Linked DNA regions of Homo sapiens: region 2 is linked to region 1. Evidence: chromatin contacts called from ENCODE Hi-C or POLR2A ChIA-PET data. All regions are on one chromosome and are shown on one strand. The core of a region is the stretch at or near the end of the contact, and the rest is flanking DNA. Distances in the headings are between cores, read along the strand shown.

What was found. Hi-C counts contacts between places; a loop is a spot of excess contacts on that map. ChIA-PET counts read pairs that join two places held with the same protein, here RNA polymerase II (POLR2A). Pooled maps may share reads with other maps.
Region 2: a pooled map shows a loop between it and region 1 (4-fold over the local background). The contact joins the enhancer-like site here to the promoter of LINC02569 in region 1. A Hi-C loop is called at or near these places in 1 of 37 single-sample maps with no recorded cell type and 11 of 50 pooled maps. POLR2A ChIA-PET finds 5 or more read pairs at or near these places in 3 of 52 experiments (CD4-positive, alpha-beta T cell, activated T-cell and activated naive CD4-positive, alpha-beta T cell).

The regions. Positions count from the first base shown.
Region 1 is chr6:30,511,144-30,518,011 of GRCh38, forward strand. LINC02569 (long intergenic non-protein coding RNA 2569) reads left to right here and starts at 5,123. Exons shown (of 2, transcript NR_149088.1): 1 at 5,123-5,468. RefSeq lists enhancers at 2,927-3,704, 6,807-6,868.
Region 2 is chr6:30,809,476-30,816,044 of GRCh38, forward strand. LINC00243 (long intergenic non-protein coding RNA 243) reads right to left here. Exons shown (of 2, transcript NR_130726.1): 2 at 3,391-5,297. Among named protein-coding and RNA genes, the nearest start is that of LINC00243, 18 kb to the right of the region's middle. RefSeq lists an enhancer at 4,817-5,111. Within about 2 kb of position 1,561, at least 5 of the 41 ENCODE cell types and tissues checked have a DNase peak (open chromatin) inside an H3K27ac peak, as active enhancers do.

The DNA.
Region 1 (6,868 bases), core at 3,873-6,372:
GAGAGACTTGAGAAGGCTATAGGAAGCTACTCCTCCCTGCAACTAAATATGAGGTCTCAGAAATAAAGAGAAAGCCATGGCTCACTTGTAAACTCTCTGAACTTTGAAAGTACCCTCCAAATCACACACAGCTCCAACAGCAGGGTTAGAAGCCTTACTGGCTTAAGGCATTTAAGCACAAACTCTAACAGATCACTGGCTGACCATTAAGCTATGCTGATCCAGGGGCAACCCCTAAGAATTCAGGCTTAAAAATAAAAATAAGAATTAAAAAAGGACGGGAGGCTGAGGCAGGAGAATCGCTTGAACCCAGGAGGCAGAGGTTGCAGTGAGCCGAGATCACGCCGTTGCACTCTAGCCTGGGCAACAAGAGTGAAGCTCTGTCTCAAAAACAAAAAGGAACCTGAGCAGAAATATCTGAGCAGAAATATCTGAAGCCTCATACTGCATACTGCAAGGGAAAAGGACTCCACTGAATTAGTACAGGCAAGTCACTATAAAAATATCTGAACCCTCATACTGCAAGGGAAAGGGACTCCACAGAATTAGTACAGGCAAGTCACTATAAAAACAAACAAAACAACAACCACCTTCACCCCCAAGAGAAAGAAATTGGAATCCAGAGCTAGCATATATTGTCTAAAATTTTCAGTTTTCCAAAAAAGTTACAAAAGGGCAAAGAAATAGGAAAATGCAATCCATTTGCAGGGAGAAACAGTCAATAGAAATTGTCGGCCAGGCACGGTGGCTCATGCCTGTAATCCCTGCACTTTGGGAGGCTGAGGTGTGTGGATCATTTGAGGTCAGGAGTTCGAGACCAGCCTGGCCAACATGGTGAAATCTGTCTCAATAAAAATACAAAAATTAGCTGGGCATGGTGATGCACACCTGTAATCCCAGCTACTCGGGAGGCTGAGGCAGGAGAATTGCTTGAACCACGGAGTCAGAGGTTGCAATGAGCTAATATCATGCCACTATACTCCAGCCCTGGAAATGGAGTGAGACTCTGTCTCAAAAAAAAAAAAAAAAATTGATTCACACCTAAACATTAATATATTATACTGAAACTATTACCAGCCAAAAATAGAAATGACATCTTAAAAGCAATGAGAAAAAACTCATCTCATACAAATACACTCATACACACAGACACAATAATCTTAATAGCTAACCTCATCAGTAACAATGGAGGTTAGAAGGCTGTAACATGGGCTGGGTGCCGTGGCTCATGTCTATAATCCCAGCACTTTGGGAGGCTGAGGCAGGCAGATCACGAGGTCAAGAGTTCAAGACCAGCCTGGCCAACATGGTGAAACCCCATCTCTACTAAGAATATAAAAATTAGCTGGGTGTGGTGGTACATGCCTGTAATCCCAGCTACTCGGGAGGCTGAGGCAGGAGAATTGCTTGAACCCGGGAGGCGGAGGCGCAGTGAGCCAAGATTGTGCCACTGCACTCCAGCCTGGGCAACAGAGCAAGACTCTGTCTCAAAAAAAAAAAAAAATTAAAGAAGACAGTAACATATGCAAATTTGGGGGTTAGTGGGGAGAAGCTAGCAATCAAGAATTTTACATCAAGAAAAATTATCCTTCAAAACTGAAGACCGGTACAGGGACAGTGGTTTGCACCCATAATCCCAGCACTTTGGGAGGCCAAGGTGGGAGGATCGCTTGAACCCAGGAGTTCAAGACCAGCCTGGGCAACAAAGTAAGACCCTGTCTCTGCAAAAAAAAAAAAAAAAAAAAAATTTAGCCATGTGTGGTAGTGCACACCTGTAGTCCTAGCTACTCAGGAGGCTGAGGCAGGAGGCTCTCTTAGGCCCGAGAGATTGAGGTTGCAATGAGACATGATCATGCCACTACACTCCGGCCTGGGCAACAGAGCGAGACCCTGTCTCCAAAACCAAAATTTATTCTAAAGAAAACAAAAAGAGAAGCCAACATGAACATATTCTTACATAAACAAAGACTAGGGAGATTTATCTCTTGCAGATATGTCTTACAAGAAACACTAATGTAATACTAAAGTAAGTTCTTCAGACTGAGAAGAAATGACACCAGATAATAATCCCAATCCAATGAAAAACAATTATTGTATGTCAATTAAAGATAAAACTTGTAGCTAGGCACAGTGGCGCACACCTGTAATCCCAGCTACTTGGGAGGCTGAGGCACAAGAATCACTTGAACCCAGCAGGTGGAGTCTGCAGTGAGCCAAGATCACACCACTGTAGTCCAGCCTGGGCAACAGAGCAAGACTCCATCTCAAAAATATTACATTAAAAAAAGTAAAATTTGTAAAAGAAACAAACAGCATCAGAAAAAATAATATGTTGGTAATTATTTTTTAAAAACTAAAAACTAAAAACTACAAATCTCTTCTTTTTCTTTTTCTTTTTTGAGAGACAAGGTCTCACTCTCTCACCCAGGATGGAGTGCAGTGGTTTGACCATCGCTCACTGCAGCCTCAAATCCTGGACTCAAGTGATCCCCTCACCTCAGCCTCCTCCTGAGTAGCTGGGACTACAGATGCACACCGCCATGCCTGGCTCCTTTTCATTTCTTAACTGTTTTAAAAGAAATTACATAAAACAACAATTATAAAATTACAGTGTTGGGTTTGTAACATCTAAAGATAATGTGTGTGTATATATGCACTCACACACATATGACAATAATGGTACAAAGGATAGGGAAAAGATGGAGTTACATTGAAACAAAGGAACCACATCAGATTGTAAGTCCAATCCACAAGAACAAATCATCAGAAACACTAAATAAGTTTCATACGAAAAACTTTAAGTGTATTTTACTAATTTCTTCTCTTAATTTTTTAAAAGACGTAGAATTTGGCTGGGCACAGTGGCTGACGCCTGTATTCCCAGCACTTTGGGAGGCCGAGGTGGGTGGATCACCTGAGTTCAGGAGTTCCAGACCAGCCTGGGAAACAGGGCAAAACCCCGTCTCTACTAAAAATACAAAAATTAGCTGGGCATGGTTGTGCTCACCTGAAATCCCAGTTACTCAGGAGGCTGAGTTGGGAGGATCTCTTGAGCCTAGAAAGCAGACGTTGCAGTGAGCCGAGATCATGCCACTTCACTCCAGCCTGGAGTACATCCCTACACCCCCTCAGGTTCAGTCTGAACTGAACAGGGGATACCTGTGAAAGGAAAATAAATCTTGGGGCCCGAAAATCACTAAGCTAAAGGGAAAAGTCAAGTTGGGAACTGCTGAGAGCAAACCTACGTCTCATTCTATTCGGTCACTCCTCTGCTTACTGAGATAAATGCTATCTGATTGCCTCCTTTGGAGAGGCTAATCAGAAACTCAAAAGAGGCCGGGCACAGTGGCTCACACCTGTAATCCTAGCACTTTGGGAGGCCGAGGCGGATGGATCACCCGAGGCCAGGAGTTCGAGACCAGCCTGGCCAACATGGTGAAACCCCGTCTCTACTAAAAATACAAAAATTAGCTCAGCGTGGTGGCACATGCCTGTAATCCCAGCTATTCGGGAGGCTGAGGAATGAGAATCGCTTGAACCTGGGAGGTGGAGGTTGCAACAAGCCAAGATCGCACCACTGCACTCCAGCCTGTGCAACAGGAGCGAGCCTCCATCTCAAAAAAAAAGAAACTCAAAAGAAAGTAACCATTTGTCTCTTATCTACCTATGACCTGGAAGCCCCCTCGCCACTTGGAGTTGTCCCACCATTGCTTCAAGTTGTCCCGCCTTTCCAGACCGAACCAATGTTAATCTTACATATGTTGATTGATGTCTCATGTCTCCCTAAAATGTATAAAACCAAGCTGTGCCCTGACCAACTTGGGCACATGTCATCAGGACTTCCTAAGGCTGTGTCACCGACACACATCCTCAACCCTGACAACATAAACTTTCTAAATTAACTGAGACCTGTCTCAGATATTCAGGGTTCACACTCCCCTGGACCCCCTGACTTTCTTCAGGGCACTGGCCACTTTCTTGTCTGTCTTTGGACACTCTCCTCTAGAAGTCTTTGAAATTCTTGAGGCAGGAAGGACCAATTCCCAGCCCTGAATCTTGCATAAAGTGGGTCCTTTTTAAATGGAAATACGGCTACTCCTCAAAGGAAGGCTAGGAATTTTGCTCTGTGTGACCCTAGTCGTAGTTCTTCACAGAGGGCTCCATTTCACTTGCCTTTCCTTCTGCTTTTTTCTTCACTCGTTTCCCCACAGAGCAAGACAAAAGAAGCCGGCAAGGATGGCTCTGGTCAGGGTCTGCCTTCAGCCACCCAAATGGGATTGCAAAGAGGAGGACAGGGATGGAAAGGGGAAAGTTTGATTTGGTTTGGTTTGCTTAGTCTTTCTATTGGTACCACTTCCTTATCCCAACCTCATCATCTTCCCCGATCCCTACCAACCCACTGCAGGCATATGAGCCCTAAAATCTGGGAAAGGCTTTTTTCCCTAGGGGCCCTGGCCTCACAGACTTGCCCAGGGGGGTAAATTCTCAGTGGCTCAGTGGCACGTGCCTCACGTCCTCACCGGCAGCCTAGATAGATAGATAGATAGATAGATAGATAGATAGATAGATAGATGATAGATAGATATATAGTTTTTTTTTTTTTTTTTTTTTTGAGACGGAGTTTCGCTCTTGCCGCTGCCCAGGCTATAGTGCAATGGCGCCATCTCGGCTCACCGCAACTTCCGCCTCCCAGGTTCAAGCGATTCTCCTGCCTCAGCCTCCCGAGTAGCTTGTATTACAGGCATGCGCCACCACACCCGGCTAATTTTGTATTTTTAGTAGAGAGGGGGTTTCTCCATGTTGTTCAGGCTGGTCTCGAACTCCCAACCTCAGGTGATCCGCCTGTCTTGGCCTCTCAAGTGCTGGGATTACAGGGGTGAGCCACCGCGCCCAGCCGGGAGCCCCTATTTTAAGGACGCTATTGCTGTGGAGGAGTAACCCCACTTTTAGGAATCCTTTTCCGTGCGAAAGGCTGTTTGAGATCAGGCGCAACAACTTCTCCCGCTCAGGTTACCCTCAGAAAGGCTATGGACCCCGGACTCCGCCCCAGATTGCATAACAACTGAGGGGTGGGTCCCTATTTCCTCTCTGGGATCTGTAGCCAATCATTCACGAGGTAAACAGAACGACCGAGTTTCTCTCAGCCGAGAACTGTGGCTGCCCCTCCGGTGAAAACAGAGGAAGTGGGAGCGGCAGGAAGCGCTTTGGGACCAGGGCGACCCCTGAAGCGTAGAGGAACCAGGTCACAAGCATACGTGAATGCTCACATTCCATAGTTATCAAATGTATTCAGGTTTAAATTTTACTTTTCTAGAAAAAATGTAAATAATCCGTTGAGAATATTTAATGAAAAATGTTGGTCGTATCTTTATCTGGTCTGCGGCTCTGTCCCTGTTTCCTGGATAGGAGACTACGTCTGTATCTTGTATCACAGGAGGCACCTTCTTCCTGTTTCCTGGCACAGACTTGTAAGTGAATTTCCTGCCCGCCTCCGCCCACAGCGTAAGCCGCGCTGGAACAGCTCACTTATTGCCCCAGATGTATGTGGAGTAACCGCCTTCAGTTTCCTGGTTCTGAGTTTCCGTGTTACTCAAGCAATGCTTCTGCTGAATTTGTCTTTTTTTTTTTTTTGAGACAGAGTCTTGCTTTGTCGCCCAGACTGGAGTGAAATGGCGTGGTCTCGGCTCACTGCAGCCTCCACCTCCTGGGTTCAAGCGAGTCTCCTGCCTCAGCCTCCTGAGTGTGCAACTTATCTTTTTATTTTATTTATTTATAATTTTTTGGCTAATTTTGGCTATTTTGTGTCTGTGTGTGTATTTTTAGTAGACATGGGGTTTCACCATGTTGGGCAGGCTGGTCTCGAACTCCTGACCTCAGGTGATCCGCCCACCTCGGCCTCCCAAAGTGCTGGAATTACAGGCGTGAGCCACCGCACCTGGCCTATTTATTTATTTATTTATTTGTGACTGAGTCTCGCTCTGTCACCCAAGCTGGAATGCAATGGCGTGATCTCGGCTCACTGCTACCTCCACGCCCCAAGTTTAAACAATTCTCCTGCCTCAGCCTCCCGAGTAGCTGGGACTACAGGTGTGCACCACCACATCCAGCTAATTTTTTGTATTTTTAGTAGAGATGGGGTTTCACCATGTTGGTCAGGCTGGTCTCGAACTCCTGACCTCAAGCGATCCACCCACCTTGGCCTCCCAAAGTGTTGGGATACAGGCGTGAGCCACTGCACCTGGTTGAATTTCTCCTTTTAATTGGAGGTTTCATTTTATTTTTCTTTATTTATTTTTTTGAGACGAAGTTGCACTCTTGTTGCCCAGGCTAGAGTGCAGTGGCGCGATCTGGGTTCACTGCAACCTCTGCCTCCCAGATGCAAGTGATTCTCCTGCCTCAGCCTCCTGAGTAGCTGGGAATACAAGCACCCACCACCATGCCCAGTTAATTTTTGTACTTTTAGTAGAGACAAGGTTTTGCCATGTTGGCCAGGGTGGTCTCAAACTCCTGAGCTCGTGATCTGCCCACCTCAGCCTCCCAAAGTGCTGGGATTACAGGCGTGAGCCACCGTGCCTGGTCTCGTTCTTTATTTTTTATTTTATTTTTTGACACCAGATCTGCTCTGTTACTCAGGCTAGAGTGCAGTGGCATTGAGAGGTGACAACCTGCTAGCAGCCCTTGCTTGCTCTTGGCGCCTCCTCGGCCTCGGTGTCTGCTCTGGCCGGGCTCGAGGAGCCCTTCAGCCCACTGCTGTGCTGTGGGGGCCCCTCTCTGGGGCTGGCTGAGGCCGGAGCCGTCTCCCTCTGCTTGGGGGGAGGTGTGGAGGGAGAGACGCCAGTGGGAACAGGGGCTGCGCGTGGTGCTCCCG
Region 2 (6,569 bases), core at 311-2,810, 290 kb after region 1:
CGGTCTCTAAACAGAAATCCCAGTTTTACAGCTTAAAAAAAAATCAGGCTATCTGGCATCATGCGACCTACACCGATTGCTAGTAACAGTTGATGGAGCTGGGCGGTGGCTGCCCCACTCTGTTCACCAGTGCCCACTCCATGCCTCCTGGCCTCCTTAACACTGAGGGAAAGTGCCAATTGGCATTTATTATTTAGCTTGAGTAGTTATTTTTTCCTCTAGCAGACAAATTTTAGTTTCTACCTATATCTTTACTGAAAAAAGGGAAAACAGAGAACAAGAGCCAGGTCTTTCTTATCCCAAGCCTGCTACCTCATTTGCATTTTCTGCTTTGCCCCTGCAGGTGGCTGAATTTTCAACCTTCGCTATAGACAAAGGCTCAGGTCTCCCTTCCCAATTTCTCACCGTGCCTCACTTCTCTTTTACTCTCTCCATATATCCTCGTTTCTCTTTTTGTTCATATAAGGTTAATATTTAGGCCGGGCACAGTGGCTCACGCCTGTAATCCCAGCACTTTGGGAGGCCAAAGCGGGTGGATCACTTGAGGTCAGGAGTTCGAGACCAGCCTGGCCAACATGGTGAAACACCATCTCTACTAAAAATACAAAAATATTAGCCAGGCATGGTGGTGCATGCCTGTAATCCTAGCTACTTGGGAGGCTGAGGCAGCAGAATCACTTGAACCCGGGAGACAGGAGTTGCAGTGAGCCGAGATGGCATCACTGCACTCCAGCCTGGGTGACGGAGTGAGACTCCATCTCAAAAAAAAAAAAAAGTTAATATTTAATGCATTGATGTAAAGCTAACTTCAGGACCACTTTTGAAACTTTTTTTCAGACTGTTTTGAAATCTTCAATCTTCAGAAAAAGTCTGTGAAAAATCATTTTATTTTCGCACTAGTGTGTGTGTTTGTGTGTGTGTGCACGCACATAGATGAGAGTAGTTACTCTGTGAAGGATCTGTTACTTATCTTGCTATTTTTCTTGTTTGACTAACAGCCTATTTATATGGATAAGATCTGAGAATCGGTTACTAGGCCGTATGAAAGAGGAGTCTTCTTTAGGATCATTATCAGTACAGGCCTGGCATTCACCTAACCAGTAATAGAAACCTGAAAAACAGTGGCATAAAAAATTGAGAGTTTAATTTTTCTGCATTTAGAATAAATCTAGAGGTGAGAGCAGGGATCCTAATAGCATAGCAATATTGGCAAGAACCTAGTGTAATTAACCATGTTTTCTAGTTTCTATATTCTGATACTTCCACATCGTGGGGTCTTGCTGACCCTGGAGTGACTGCCTCTCCCAGGTTGAGCTAATTCCTAGAAGCAAAGAACTCGCCTGTCATATGTAGATCAACCAAGCTAGACCCCATCCTCCCAACCACCACCTTCATCAGGCTCTGCCACTCCTAGCTGCAATTCCCCTAGTCAGCCCAGGACCAGTACTAGAGAGCTAGGGACAGCCCCTATGCCCCAGAGGCTGCTGAAATTATTCAAACTAGCCGAGCCTGAACTTGCTTACCTGCCTGCACACTCCTGCCTGTGAAACCACAATAAAGGCTCTTGCCCACATTTTCCTTTCACTCCCACTGCCTCCTGACTGACTCAGGTGCTTCCCCATGGGGCACCCCTGCACGCCATGCCATGCCTCATGCATGTTTCTAGGGAACTGTGAGTAAATGTCTTCCTCCATGAAAGTGATTCCTGTGTCTGCACGTCTTGCCACACCTGATTAAAACAAACCCTGGCTACCTTTACAACCCCCAGGTCCATCCAGCCTTCTGAGCCACCACCCTGACTTGATCGAGCATCAGGAATCTCATTTCTGGGCGGGGTGCAGTGGCTCACGCCTATAATCCCTACACTTTGGGAAGCCAAGGCTGGCAGATCACTTGAGGTCAGGAGTTTGAGACTAGCCCGGCCAACATAGTGAAATCCTGTCTCTACTAAAAAAAAAAAAAAAAAAAAAAATAGCTGGGTGTAGTGGCATATTCCTGTAACTCCAGCTACTTGGGAGGCTGAGGCACGAAAATCACTTGAACCTGGAGGTGGAGGCTGCAGTGAGCCGAGAATGTGCCCCTGCACTCCAGCCTGGGTGACAGAGTGAGACTCTGTCTCAAAACAAACAAACAAACAAACAAAAATAAAAAGAATCTCATTTCTGGGTGGTGTGGTGGCTCACACCTATAATCCCAGCCCCTTGTGAGGTTAGGATAGGAAGATCACTTGAGGCCAGGAGCTTGAGACCAGCCTGGGGAATGTAGCAAGACTCCGTCTCTACAAAAATAAAAAATAAAAAAAAAATTAGCCAGATGTAGTGGTATACACCTGTAGTCCCAGCTACTCAGGAGGCTGTGGCAGGAGGATCACTTGAGCCCAGGTGTTTGAGGTTACAGTGAGCTATGATCGCACCACTGCACTCTAGTGTGGGCAACAGAAGGAGATGGAGTGAGAGTGTCCCTAAAGATAATAAGAATCTCATTTCTTAATTTATTTTCCTTAACACTTACCATATTCTGAAATACTATATATTTGTTTGCTTATAATTTGTTTCCTCTCACTAGACTGTAAGCTCCTTGAAGCCAGAGATTTTTATCTGTTTTCTTTATGGTAAGTTCCTAGAACTGAAAACAGGGCCTGGCATGTATTTACTGAAAAAGTGATTAAGTGCTCTCCAGTTGATGGCTGGAGTTCAGACCATCATGGTTTTGTTTCAGGCTGGAGGAAGTGGGAGAGTAAAAGGCAAAGGGGGCCCATGCCAGTTGAGTCAGTCCTAGAAAAGAACTTTTCTGAAAGTCCCCTTTACATGACTTAGGCTAACATCTCATTGGCCAGCCCTATGCCACACCACCACTCCTACCTGCATGGCAGTTTGAGGCAAAAAAAAATTTAAAGCATAGAACTTTGCTAAACAAAATAAAATTGGGGTTCTGCTAGAAGAAGGAAGGGACAATGAACACTGGGTCTCTGCAAGGGGGCTGTTGGCTGCACTCCAAATGCCCGCAGCATTATACACGAATCATACATGGAGCTCTTTTTTTTTTTTTTTTTGAGGTGGAGTCTTACTCTGTTGCCCAAGTTGGAGTGCAGTGGTGTGATCTCGGCTCACTGCAAGCTCCACCTCCTGGATTCACACCATTCTCCTGCCTCAGCCTCCCGAGTAGCTGGGACTACAGGCGCCCACCACCCCCGGCTAATTTTTGTATTTTTAGTAGAGACGGGGTTTCACCATGTTAGCTAGGATGGTCTCGATCTCATGACCTTGTGATCCGCCCGCCTCGGCCTCCCAAAGTGCTGGGACCGCAGGCGTGAGCCACCGCGCCCAGCCCTACATGGAGCTCTTTACCCTGGCCTGTGCTTTCCTCTCTATTTACTTTTTTTTTTTTTTTCTTTCCTGAGAGGGAGTCTTGCTCTGTCGCCCAGGCTGGAGTGCAGTGGTGTGATCTTGGCTCACTGCAACCCCTGTCTCCTGGGTTCAAGCGATTCTCCTGCCTCAGCCTCCCATGTAGCTGGGATTGCAGGTGCCTGCCACCACACCCAGCTAATTTTTGTATTTTTAGTAGAGAACAGGGTTTCATCATGTTGGCCAGGCTGGTCTCAAACTCTCTACCTCAAGTGATCTGCTCGTCTTGGCCTCCCAAAGTGCTAGAATTACAGGCGTGAAGCCACCACGCCCGGTTTCCTCTCTATTTACTCTTGTGAGTAACATCAGCTTCTTTGAACTTCACCAAACTTAATTCCTTAATTCCATACTAACTGTTTATTTGTTGAGTTTCCAAGATGCAATTGCATATAATTCCAGGAACTGTGAGTAGTAAGAACCCCCTTATCAGCTGTCCTATTTTTAGATATCATGATTCCTACTGAAACATTCAGTGGCTTAAGCTCTGCCCAGCATGTTCTTGACCCTGTGTGCCTGTGGGGTGTGTGTGTGTGGTGTGTGTGTGTGTGTGTATGTGCACACAGTCATGTGCACTCTCACATCACATAAGGGGAAGATAAAGGGAGACTCTCCGTGGCTCTTCCTCCTTTTTTCCAAGGCTGATGTTGGCCCTTTCTGAAAATGCTTTAATGTGTAGAAAGCAGCCCACAGATAGGCACTCCCTGTGATAAAGCAGTCACAGCCAGAGCAGGGTCCCTCCCACCTCAGCCTCCTAAGTAGCTGAGACTACAGGTGTACCACCACGCTTAGGTAAGTTTAAAAAAAAAAGTTTTGTAGAGATGGGGGTCTTACTATGTTGCCCAGGCCGATCTCAAACTCCTGGCCTCAAGTGATCCTCCCACCTTGGCCTCTCAAAGTGCTGGGATTACAGATACGAGCCACCACACCTAGCTGAGAATTTCTTTATGGCCATCTTCTGGACAAAAAGTCAAGGAGAGTTTAGAGTAATAATTCCAGTTTTTATGGCTTTTGCTTCGGGGAAAAAGGGTTCTAGTTTCTAGGACCTACCGTGGGGAAGAGGATTCTGGTTTCTATGACTCACTTCAGGGGAGAACGAGGGACGAGAGAGACAGGAGGGCAGGAGCAGGTCAGAGGGACCTTGGATCTGAGGCTGCTTCTGAGGCCTTCCAATGTCCTTTAGTTAAGTACTCATCGCCATACTTTGGGGTATTGTGTTCTGAACCCCAACAGAAACAACTCACTCTCTCGGCATCAGCCTTGTGCCTATACCCACAGGAGCAGGAGCACAAGCCATTGCAGGTGCGGGCTCCTCAGATGGAGCAACTCCAATGTCACCTGCTCCTCACCTGTACCCAGTGGACTTTTTTGGCAGCCTCCCCCATCTTCTCGTGTGGCTCCATATCTTTATATCTTCTGTGGCAGACGTAGCCTGCTGCCTCCCCAAACTCTATCGTCCTCTTCTCCTTCAACCATGGAAACTTGATTTTGTCTGTGGCATCCATGTGCCTCTTTGAAACACTCACCTCCTCAGACTGCCTTGAATCCAGGGGTGGCCACATGACTGGGTAATGAGTCACCGGTAGAAGTCGGCTTGATGGGGCTTTTAGGGAAACAACGGCTTTCCTGTTTTTGTTTTTCTTCTTCTTCTTTTTAAATTTTCTCCTGCTACCCCTCCCCTTGTTTGTTTTTAAGATGGATTTGTTCGGAACACATCTTTTGCTCTTTCCTTCTCCTTTCTGCCTGGAATGTAAATGTGATGTCTGAAGGCAGAGCAACCATCTTGCACATGTGACATAGAAAGGTAGATGTGAAGACATCTAGCAGGAGATTGCATCTCTGGTGATTGGAGCAGCTGTATCAGCTCTGGACTGCCTGCTCAAGTCTTCTTCATAACTGGGAAAAATAAACACCTATGAAGTTAGGCCATTGTATTGAGTTTTTGTTACTCAAGAACCAAACACAATATTTATTGAGATGGCATTTCACTCTTATTGCCCAGGCTTGTGTGTGGTGGCCTGACCTCAGCTCACTACAACCTCTACCCCCCATCCAGCCCTGCTCCAGGTTCAAGCGATTCTCCTGCCTCAGCCTCCTGAGTAGCTGAGATTACAGGCGCCCACCACATCTGGCTAATTTTTTTGTATTTTTAGTGGAGACGGGGTTTCACAATGTTGGCTAGGCTGGTCTTGAACTCCTGACCTCAGGTGATCCACCCTCCTCAGCCTCTCAAAGTGCTGGAATTACAAAGGTGAGCCACGGCACCCGGCCTTTTTTTTTTTTTGAGACAGTCTCGCTCTGTTGCCAGGCTGGGATGCAGTGTGGTGTGATCTTAGCTTGTGTCCGGAATTGGTGGGTTCTTGGTCTCACTGACTTCAAGAATGAAGCCACGGACCCTCACGGTGAGTGTTATAGCTCTTAAGGTGGCATGTCTGGAGTTTGTTCTTTCTGATGTTCAGATGTGTTCGGAGTTTCTTCCTTCTGGTGGGTTTGTGGTCTTACTGGCTTCAGGAATGAAGCTGCAGACCTTTGCAGTGAGTGTTACAGCTCACAAAAGCAATGTAGACTCAAAGACTGAGCAGTAGCAAGATTTATTGCAAAGAGCAAAAGAACAAAGCTTACACACTGTGGAAGGGGACCGGAGCAAGTTGCCACTGTTGGCTGGGGCAGCCTGCTTTTATTCTCTTATCTGGCCACACCCACATCCTGCTGATTGGTAGAGCCGAGTGGCCTGTTTTGACAGGGTGCTGATTGGTGCGTTTACAATCCCTGAGCTACATACAAAGGTTCTCCACGTCCCCATCAGATTAGTTAGATACAGAGTATGGACACACGGGTTCTCCAAGGCCCCACCAGAGCAGCTAGATACAGAGTGTCGATTGGTGCACTCACAAACCCTGAGCTAGACACAGGGTGCTGATTGGCGTGTTTACAAACCTTGAGTTAGATACAGAGTGCCGATTGGTGTATTTACAATCCCTGAGCTAAATGTAAAGGTTCTCCAAGGCCCCACCAGAGCAGCTAGATACAGAGTGTCGATTGGTGCACTCACAAACCCTGAGCTAGACACAGGGTGCTGATTGGCGTGTTTACAAACCTTGAGTTAGATACAGAGTGCCGATTGGTGTATTTACAATCCCTGAGCTAGACATAAAGGTTCTCCAAGGG